2 separate regions of the Homo sapiens genome follow, and region 2 is linked to region 1. A link is a contact called in ENCODE Hi-C or POLR2A ChIA-PET data. All regions are on one chromosome and are shown on one strand. The core of a region is the stretch at or near the end of the contact, and the rest is flanking DNA. Distances in the headings are between cores, read along the strand shown. Region 1 holds the start of TMEM164 (transmembrane protein 164). Region 2 has its middle 110 kb from the start of ACSL4.

What was found. A loop is a pair of places that touch in the nucleus more often than their neighbours do. ChIA-PET counts read pairs that join two places held with the same protein, here RNA polymerase II (POLR2A). Pooled maps may share reads with other maps.
Region 2: a loop to region 1 is called in a map of chondrocyte, with 3 times the contacts of the local background. The contact joins the enhancer-like site here to the promoter of TMEM164 in region 1. A Hi-C loop is called at or near these places in 1 of 168 maps with a recorded cell type or tissue (chondrocyte) and 4 of 50 pooled maps. POLR2A ChIA-PET finds 5 or more read pairs at or near these places in 3 of 52 experiments (GM12878, activated CD4-positive, alpha-beta T cell and activated naive CD8-positive, alpha-beta T cell).

What each region holds. Positions count from the first base shown.
Region 1 is chrX:109,999,620-110,004,612 of GRCh38, forward strand. It overlaps TMEM164 (transmembrane protein 164), which reads left to right and starts at 3,495. Exons shown (of 7, transcript NM_032227.4): 1 at 3,495-3,559; 2 at 3,882-4,545. The coding sequence starts at 4,156. RefSeq lists a silencer at 2,740-3,599 and an enhancer at 3,702-4,357.
Region 2 is chrX:109,840,645-109,846,237 of GRCh38, forward strand. No RefSeq gene overlaps it. Among named protein-coding and RNA genes, the nearest start is that of ACSL4, 110 kb to the left of the region's middle. Within about 2 kb of position 3,953, at least 3 of the 41 ENCODE cell types and tissues checked have a DNase peak (open chromatin) inside an H3K27ac peak, as active enhancers do.

The DNA of each region.
Region 1 (4,993 bases), core at 2,245-4,744:
TTATGCACAATTGATCAGCATTCACATTAAAATAGAGATCATAAGACTGACAAAACAGACTCTTCGTGACAATAAAATACCAAATTCTAACCTGACCCTGGTATAGCACCACATGACAGAAAGCAGGCCCTGAAGGAAATCAAAGTATTTTACCCCAAAATACATTTCTTTGACATATGTTGAAATGGCCTTGCAAAGCTATCTCTTGTGGAGAAAATCTACATTCTATAGAGAATCTCCTTCCCTTTCCAGGTCCTTTCATGATCCAGGAGAGATTTAACTAAGAGTCGGACACGTTTTAAGGTCCAATAAGAGATTTTACATCTATTCTCTCTGAAGGTTGCTACCTGTAGGCTTCATCTACATAGCAAGAATCTTGGCTTCCACAATACCCGTTATCTTAAGCATTTCTTTCTGCTGACTTCAACTCTTTACTTTAAATAAAGCTTAACTTTTTCGACCAGTTGCTAGTCAGAAGTCTTTGAATCCACCTATGACTGTGAGCTTCCCCCAACCACCTGAGATGTCCCGCCTTTCCAGGCTGAGACCAATGTATACCTTACATGTATTGATTTATATCTTTGCCTGTAACTCCTGTCTCTCTAAAATGTATAAAACCAAGCTGTAATCCGACCACCTCGGGCACAGGATCTCAGGACCTTCTGAGGCTGTGTCACATGTCATGGTCCTCACATTTGGTGCAGAATAAATCTCAAATATTTTACAGAGTTTGGCTTTTTTCTTCAACATGCCTGTGAAAAAGGAATTTATGGCTCAATTTAGAAAACTGGCCTGGCTACAGTCATTATTAACCATAGTCATTGTTGCAAACTCGGGACAGTCTAGGCCAAATTCTCAACAGAAGCTCAGCATGGAAATTGGAGGGATTACTGAAGCCATTGGCTAAGTGCTATATCCTAATTCTTGCTTCCTTGAAGATAGCAACTTGAGGTTTTGGGATGCTGTATTCCATTGCTAGGTGCTCCCCAGCTTTGTCCTTAATGTTCCTTGGTTATGTTGCTGAGGATTTAACAAAACACTTAAGGAGAATGAACTAGTGAGCCTCTGAATCAAGCCTTGTTTGTTGTTGTTTATTAATTGGCACTTGTATTACTGGAAAGTGGTCTGGATGCAGACCCCAAGAGAGGGTTCTTGGACCTCTAGCAAGAATTCGGGGCAAGAAAGAATTTGGAGTAAAGTCAAAGCAAGTCTATTAAGAAAGTAAAGGAATAAAGAATGGCTACTCCATAGGCAGAGTAGCAGCTTGGGCTGCTCAACTGATAATTCTTATGGTTATTTCTTGATTATATGCTAAACAAGGGGTGGATTATTCATGAGTTTTCTGGGAAAGGGGTGGGCAATTCTCAGAACTGAGGGTTCCTCCCCCTTTCAGACCATATAGGGTAACTTCTGGACGCTGGTGGGAGTGACTTTTAGCATGCTAATGCGTTATAATTTGCATATAATGAGCAGTGGGGACGACCAGAGGTAACTGTCATCACCTTTTTGGTTTTAGTGGGGTTTGGCCGGCTTCTTTACTGCATCCTGTTTTATCAGCAAGGTCTTTGTGACCTATAATCTTGTGCCGACCTCCTATCTCATCCCGTGACTTGGAATGCCTAACTTTTTGGGAATGCAGCTCAGTAGGTCTCAGCGTCATTTTATCCAGGCCCTGTTCAAGATGGAGTCGCTCTGGTTCTAACGCCTCTGACACTTGGAGAACATCAGGCCTATGGTAGATGTTGTACAAAACTTGGAGTCAGACAAGGCTACCTGGCTGTACTTGTTCGGAAAACCAGACTTGGAAAAAACGGGAGGGCGATGGCCTGATAATACAGTAGATTGCATTTTATGTTTTGAGCCTGGCTTGCAGCCAACATCCAAAAGTGTTTCCTAGGCAAGGTGCCTAACTGTGTTTTTCTGGATATTCTTCTAACTCATCGTGAGTCTTCAATAAATATTAAATAAACATGAGGAAGGTCCTGAGAAGGTCCTTTTACTGACCCTTGTCTCAAGAAAAGCAAATAGCCGATCGGTAAAAAGCAGCAGGTAGGAAGAGGGGATTTTATTTCCGTCAGTTGCCCTTATCCAGGTTTTGGGCTTAGTGCTGCTCCTCCACACTCATATAGTCCTGGCTGGCTTTTCCACGCATAGGTTAGGAAGCAACTGCTCTGGGGAGGGGGAAGGGGGGAAGAGGGGGAGGGAAAGAGGTCACGGGAAGCCTCCCTTCCTCCCACTGGCCTACCATTGAAGGCCTGTCAGGAGAAAGGAGAGAAGTGGGAGAGGGAGAGGGTGTGGCAGGGGTGGTCTGTGTGGCAAGAGGTAGAGAGAAAATAGTGGATCAGAGCAGGAGGGGGAGGAGCAGGGAAATGAAGCTCCTGTCCTAGGCACTGAAGTGTGGAGTGGGGCTGTGGCTAGAAAGGGGAGAGAAGATGCCTTTCTGGCCTTGCATGAGTCGTGGCAGAAAGGAGGAATCGCGAAGAGGAGCCGGCCATACCCAGCACACACCCCGAAGCCAAGCTGCTCATTACTAGAAAGGCTTATTCCCCCACAAGAAGTTAGTGCGGGCCAGCTAAGTGCCTACTATGTGTGCAGTATAGAAAGAAGTGCCCTGGAGAACCAGGTCGCGGGAGGCGGAGCCAGTCAACAGGGCTTCACCGAGGGGGCGAATTCTGTACACGGTTGTGAAGGAGGGTGGCTGTGCACGCGTGCAGGCTCCGAGTGCAGAAGACGAGGCAGGCCAGGGAGGAGGCGGAAGGAGGCGGAGCCTGAGCCGGAGGAGGGAGGAGGAGGGAGGAGGAGGAGGGAGAGCCGAAGCCGCGGAGGGTGGGAGGTGTGAATGGTGGACGGGTGAGGGGAGTGCCAGAGGCAGAAAAGGGAAGGAGGCGAGGAGGAGTAGTCGTGGCCCGAGGGCGTGTGGTGGGGCGAGAGCTGAACTGGACGGGAGGAGGGAGGCAGTGGCGGTGGCAGCGGGGAGGGGGAGGAGAGAGGGAGGGGAAGAAGGAGGAAGCGAGCGCGGCTGCTGCAGGGGGAGGAAGACGGGGAGGAGGAGCCGTGCGCCGCGGCGGCGGCCGCCAGGGGAACCGAGCGCCCGGCGCGGAGAGCGCGGGAGCGGAGCAGTAGCCCGATCCGGGGCCGCGGGCCGAGCTGCCGGTGAGTGAAGCCCCGAGGGGCGCGGCGGCCGGTCCCCGGGGCTGGGCGGGAGGCGCGGGAGGTTGCGGCGCCGGGGAGGAGGGAGGGGGGCCGGCTTTAGTCCAGGGGCCGGCTTTAGTCCAGCCCCCGGCTGGCCCGGCCTCCCGCCTTCCCTCTGGCTTCCTCCCTCCGCTGCCTGCGCGAGGGGGGCAGGTCCCGGGCGGGCCGCGGGCTGGGGGTGGTGCTGCCCGGAGGGCGGGCGTCTAGGGCCGGAGGGTGGAGCTGGGGGTTCGGGGGTGTACCCGGGGGCGGGAGGCTGGACAAGGACGGCTCTAAATTGGCTGGAGGGGCCCGTCGGCGGCGAAGTTGCTAGCTGGGGGCAGAGACGGCCACGCGGTTGCAGGAGTAAGAGATCCCTCTGTGGCGAGTGCGTGAGACGAGGAGTCCGGCGTCCCTGCCATCCCCGTCGCCCTCCCCGCCTGCTCGGCCCCGCTAGCTCCTCTCCTTGCCTCCGCGTGTCCCCTAGCTCTGACCCCTTTTGGCTCCCGGTTCGCTGCCGCAGCACTGCCGGGTCTCCTTGGCCCCCGCCCTGACCCTTTCGGCCTCCGGCTTCCCCTGACCCCTGCTTGCTTCGCCACTGCCCCGTTCCCGTTTTCTTCCCTCGCTAGTTACCCCTCCCGCTTCCTAATTCCCGGTGCAATTGCCTCTTTGAGACCTCTTTTTTTTTTTTTTCCTCTCCTTCCTTTTAGATTGGCCAACGGCTCCTTTCAACCCTGCCTCGTTGGTGGCCACTGGAGAAGCGCGGGGGGCTCCCCCAGACAGCCGTGGGGACAAGTTAGAGCCAGCACTTTACCCCGGGCCTTGCGTGTAGCTTCCCCTCCCCTACTCTCGGTGCCCTGGTGTCTGGAGGGGGGTTGTGGGGGTGTGCCCGCCTTACATGGTCCACCACCCGGGCAACCCTCTGGGCTTGTGTTCCATCTCACTCTTGCTTCCTGTACTGTGGTCAAGGGGAACCACTGCATCATGTCCCGGTATAGCTACCAGAGTCTCCTGGACTGGCTCTATGGGGGCGTGGACCCCAGTTTTGCAGGCAATGGGGGCCCCGACTGTGCTGCCTTCCTCTCTTGGCAGCAGCGGCTGCTGGAAAGTGTGGTGGTCCTGACCCTGGCTCTGTTGGAGATCCTGGTGGCCCTGCGGCACATCCTGAGGCAGACGAAGGAGGACGGTAGGGGTAGCCCTGGCAGCCAGCCAGAGCAGGTGACCCAGCGGCCAGAGGAAGGCAAGGAGAGCCTGAGCAAGAATCTGCTCTTAGTAGCCCTGTGCCTGACCTTCGGGGTGGAGGTGGGCTTTAAGTTCGCCACCAAGACCGTCATCTACCTGCTCAACCCCTGTCACCTGGTCACCATGATGCATGTGAGTCTGTTGACTTTTTCCTGGGCATCCTAAGTGATAAGAGTCATTTATGTGCTCAGGACACTCCATAGTGTACAGCACCTCATCCCGGCGGGCAGGGGGACCTTTAAAAATGATTTTCCAACGAGTGGCTGCCTTTGTGCCGATTTCAGGTTTGGCTTTCTTTCACCTTTGCACAGTGCGTCAGCCCCACAGTGGAGGTGAGGAACCTTGTGCCTGAACCCTAGGAACGACTGGCACTCACCCTGGCTGCCCCTCCCTTCCAGCCCAGCCCAACCCTGCCGTGCCCTGGGCTTTCACAAGCAGGAATTCCAGCCCCAGCCAGGTGCCCTTTCTGAATCACATCAGTGGACCATGACCCAGCTCCCTTGCCTTCTGTGGTAGTTAATTTCCCAGGGGCCTGGTGACACTCTTTCCTGGAGGTGGTCGCATAAACTTTCTCATCTAC
Region 2 (5,593 bases), core at 2,703-5,202, 160 kb before region 1:
CCCCAGCAATTGCCTTGTACACCCCCACACAGACAAAACTCTCTTTCCCTCCCCCATCAGGCAAATTATTCCTGCTCCTCAGTGTGAGTCACTACACAGTAAGAGCTACCACAAGCCAGATTACTGCGTCAGCAGCCTCAACATGCTGTTTTTTTTTTTTTAAATGGATGGGGAAATAGGAGGGAGAGAAGAAGTGGGGAACGGAACAAAGTGAGCAAACCACAAACCAAAGGGATAGCTCTGGTCTTCTACTTCCTACTGGCATGGAGCGGCTTTTGATGTGTTAGGCAGCCTTCCATTTGCTACTGACTTTTGTCTCCCTTGCTCTTTATGTTCTATTTGTTCCCTTGTAGATTAAGGAGTTTATTTTTGGCTATGGTGTTAGGGCCCCAAGGGGACCCCCAGAGCCATCACAAAGGGGATTTAGGGCAGGAGCCTGGTGAACATTCTCATGGACATAGGTGTAGTCTAGTCCTACAAAGTTGAAGACACTGTTGGAACAATAAACATAGCATTGAGATCCAAGGACAATATAGGGAATTCATGACAGTAACAGAATAGGGCAGAGTGGAAGAGCCCTTAACCCTGGTAATAATAATAATATTAGTAAATTATTATTAAAACACTGTTTTGAGACACATGCATGTATACACACACATATATAAGGTGTTTAATATAAACCTCACAACAATACAATGAGGTAGGTAGTGATATTAATGCCACATCCAAGATGAGAAAACCAAGAGCTCTCAGGTAAAGCAATTGCCCCAAAGTCTCTAGGTTACTAAGACAGAGAGTCAGAATTTGAGTCTAGGAATGTGGCACTGGAGCCCATGCCCTTAGTCACTATACCGCCACTCAGACAAAGAATTAGTGCTTAAACATTAGTGGCCGTTATGACTTTAGATGTGAGAGAATCGTTCGATCAATCTTTTCCTTCCACAGCAGACATTCTGACATGTAGCTCTCAGTGGAAGTGGGGAAAGATAGAAGGAAGTAAAAATATGAGATGTTGTTCATTTCCACCTGTCCCTTGCCCTGTTGCTTACATTTAGGCTTGTACTTAGCATTGGCTGGGATTGGCAGAGTTCAGTCTGCCAAAATTCTTGGAGGCTGGTACTACAGCTTTCAAAAGCTCCTTGGAAAAAAAATGCTATCTGTGGCTTGGATTTTAAAGAATAAAAATGAAAAAAAGGTCTTTGAGTGAAAGCTTCAAGCCCTCTGTGATCCTTTGTGTCTGTATCAGGGATTTGCTGCTCACAGGCTCCTTGCCTCCCACCATTCTTTCTCACTTAGTAGGGTATTATAGGACTATTCATACTCTTAAGGGACAGTATACAAATTTTGAACTTAAAGAAAAGTTTTTGGTAAGAGACAGTGAAGGAAGCAGTGACTCACAAATGGAAATTTTCAACCAGTCAGAACATTCTGTCTGATGCATTTGACCAATGATATGGTATGGAAAGAGTCTGCTATCATCCCCATCTTCAAAATCAAAAGCTGCCTGGGCTAGCTATCATGCTTTCCACTGAAACAAAGTTCACCAACAGAAATTTTCTGGTATTGGCTACTGGACAAAATTGCAGCCATGTGTGCCCAGAATCACACTGTAGATTTAGGCTATAATGAAGGACCTTTGCTTTACCAGCATAATACAGGAACTGTACTCAATATGCAGTGACAGGACAGTTCCTGGAACATAGCCAGTCTACTTGCAGTGAAACAATAATCATTCAAACACAGCCTCTCAAGGATGGAAAATGGATAACTGTCCCATATTCAAACAGCTGTAATATGATAGATTAAAGTGGGCTAACCACAAGCTGGGTGAACAGAAATTTTTTTTTTTTTTTAGTATCACTCTGTTGCACAAGCTGGAGTGCAGCGGCACGATCTCGGCTCACTACAACCTCCAACTCCCGGGTTCAAGCAATTCTCATGCCTCAGCCTCCGGAGTAGCTGGGACTACAGGCACGTGCCACCATGCCCGGCTAATTTTTGTATTTTTAGTGGAGATGGGGTTTCACTATGTTGGCCAGGCCGGTCTTGAACTCCTGACCACTTGATCCGCCTGCCTGGGCCTCCCAAAGTTCTGAGATTACAGACGTGACCCACTGCACTGGCCAGAAAAATTCTATATATGTGTTGAGTCATGACTTCAAAACACAGACTGCAGTTGCTGGGGAAAATTGCAACAGACAGAAAGAATACAAGGTGTGCCATACAACGGACAGAAAGAATACAAGGACTAGGGCTGCTCATTCTAAGAAAGAGCATTAAAAGGCCTGGATACTCTCAAAGAGCTTTCAGCTGAACCTGTAGATCAAAGGACAACCTTTATATATGGAGAATGGGTGATATTAATGGTCATGGGCAGAGATCTACATATATAGTTATATACAGATATATGTTGCAACTCAAGACCAATCAGCAATTACCATAAAGAATATTAACATTTAACACATAGAGCAATACAATTAAATTGAAATGCTGATGACCACCAACTATAGATCTTCCTAACTTCAACATAGCAGAGACAGATGGAAATGTTATAAACCAGCTATAATTTTCCTTTCTTTTTCTTTTTTTTTTTAGACGGAGTCTTGCTCTGTAACCCAGGCTGGAGTGCAGTGGCACAGTCTTGGCGGCTCACTGCAGCCTCCGCCTCCTGGGTTCAAGCGATTCTCCTGCCTCAGCCTCCTGAGTAGCTGGGACTACAGGCACTTGACACCACGCCTAGCTCATCTTTTTTTATTTTTATTTTTAGTGGAGACGGAGTTTCACCATGTTAGCCAGGATGGTCTCGATCTCCTGACCTCGTGATCTGCCCGCCTCAGCCCCCCAAAGTGCTGGGATTACAGGCGTGAGCCACCATGCCTGGCTAATTTTCATTTTTTAAAGAAAGTCTTGTGACCAGCTTTAAAAGGAATGGAAGGAGGTAAGAAGAAAAGATAGGAGCTAAGAATGGTGAAGCAGGGTTCTACTAGAATGAAAGTTTGAAGGGAAAAGCTAATGTTATTCTTTAAAATCTGCATCTGCCTAAAATTTTTGGCAAAAAGTTTTACAAGGTTGTTATGCCAACTACCTGGTCAGCTGCCCTACCTGTCCAGTCTTGTGCACCAGAGGTTCTTAACCTGGGGCTTTGGCGGATCCTTGAGGTTACATGCAGAACTCTGTGGGGGTTTCTTTGTGTTGATGAATGTGTGCACATTTTTCTATAGAGAGAAATTGTTCACCTTTTTGATATTAGCTGGGTTATCATGATACTACTTCTTATTTTTGCCTTTAGCTATAACATATTTTCCGTCAGTGCAATTAAGATATATGTTTCTGGCCAGAATAGTGCCTATAAAAACAATTGAAAAAAAACATAGAAGATGTAAACTTAACACTCTCTAGAATATTAGGCTGATACCTGGATCCTGTGGCTCAGTAAGAATAATTTGTCTCACTGTATGATTCCATATCATATCTAGTTAGGGAAGAAAGAAGATGAACCTACACCTAAAAATCACCTACTATGTGCTGGGCACTATCATTCATCTATTAATTCAACAAGTGTTTATTGAATGTCTACTATGTTTACATACATTATTATGTTTTCTAAGATCCAAACAATCAGTATTATTTCCCACATTTTATGGATGAAGAAATGAACATTCAGAGAGGTTCAGAGTGAGAGTAATTAATTGCCAAAGTTCAAACAGGAAATGTTAGAATGGAGTTTTGAACTTTGGCCTTGCCTGACTCAAAGCATGAGTTACTATCCTTAACTCCATTTTACAAGTAAAAAGACTGAGGCCTGGGGAAGCAAAATAGGTGACGCAAAGTCACAAGTAACAAGGTGGTGGGAAGTACCTTGGGCTGCCCCAGGCTTCTGTTCTCTGGGTAAGACCTTCTGAGGAGCCAGCACTCACAGCCTGTATTTGAGGCTCTTCCAAGCACCCTGGCACTGCTCAGATTGCCTTTTCCAGAGCAGACATGCCTCTATGCACTTGTTTCCAGGGGAACTGAAACTATTAGATTACAGGCTTCTCTGGCTAAAGTGACAAATGGCTCCTCCAACCAGCCAGCTGCCTTACTGAATCTTCCAAGACAGACTTTCCTAACAGAACAAATGCAAAAAAAAAGTCAGCTATTTGTGACATTATTGTTCGACTTCACATTTTGGCCTACCCCCAGGTTGTGACTGAGAAGTCTGACTTTTGGCTACCTATTACTGGTTTGTAATTGATCATTCTCTCCCCTTTAGCTGCCCCGTAGAAACCTTAGTCAGTGTTTAATGTTAGTTTCTTAAATTAGGGCTGCTTTTGGTCTAAGTCATTCCTACTCACACTACATCTATTAAAGGTTATAGGCCTTGAGATCAAAGCTGTAATGAGTAGCATGATGCTCCAAGATTGTTCATGGAAAGAAAACAAGGGCAAATGCTTCAGGCTTTCCCTGAGAATATGTGAAATGTATGTTGCTTCAGAGATCAGACAGAAGTCTTAGCCCCCAACTTCTAGAGGCTAATGATGAAAGACCTGACATGACATCACATACTCTTAGGGTCGGAGTCACATGGCCACACCCACATCCACACTTCTACCGTACCCATGGTAAGAGTGGGAGCACCGATGCTCTTCTGTCCCATACATACAATGGCACTCCTAATCTGCCCAGTGCTAGTTCTCTGTTTGTGCAGTTCCCTGGAGTCTTCTGCTTCAGTTATCCAAACAAAATTTCGGGAGAATGAGAAAATAACTCTTGCTTTTTCACTTCTTAATATGAAATGAAAATGGTGGGAGTTGTTGAACAAGACCTACAGATAGTCTGCCTAGGACCCTTTAGCTCCAGAAGAATAACCTTGGGCCTCAGGAGAGTTCTAAATCACATGGAACGAAAGAGGCAGGGGTTAGACATTTCCTGGGCTGAGGACATCATTGGTACTTTCTGGAGTTTTGGCCAGTTACAATTTCATTACATCACCATAAGAATACCCTACCTACTCTACCATAAACTTTTAGACTCTAAGATTTCTCAGAATCATCACTATATTCACAGAACCGTTGGGTATACTTCGGGCTTCCTTGGAAACCTGAACAATCCAAGTTCATCCCTTGCTAAGATGACAACCTTGAAAAACCCAGATTCATCTACTTCCAGAAGCCTATTGTACCAGAAAGTCACACTTTGGATGTGGTCAGGGCTTTTGCTTTTCCGGTGATTACAAATTCCAACCTTCTCTACCTCAGCCCTCATGGTTATGATCATTGCTCAAAGTAGCTGGTTGACAAATCCATATGCATATCATTTGACCAGGCCCTTGCTTTTAAAATTAAGTGTTTCCAAAACTCATGCGAACTGTGACCTCCAATGTGCCCGTGTCAGGAGGTGGGGCCTAGTGGGAGGTGTTTTGGTCACCAGGGAATATCTTTTATGAATAACTTGGTGGTGTTCTCTTGATAGTGAGTGAGTTTTCACTCCAATAAGACTTCATTAGTTCTCATGGAAATGAATTAGTTCCCAGGAGCATGGGTTGTAATAATGCCAGGACATTCCTTTAGTTTTATCTCTTTGCATGAGTCCACTTCCCCTTTGACTTTCCCTG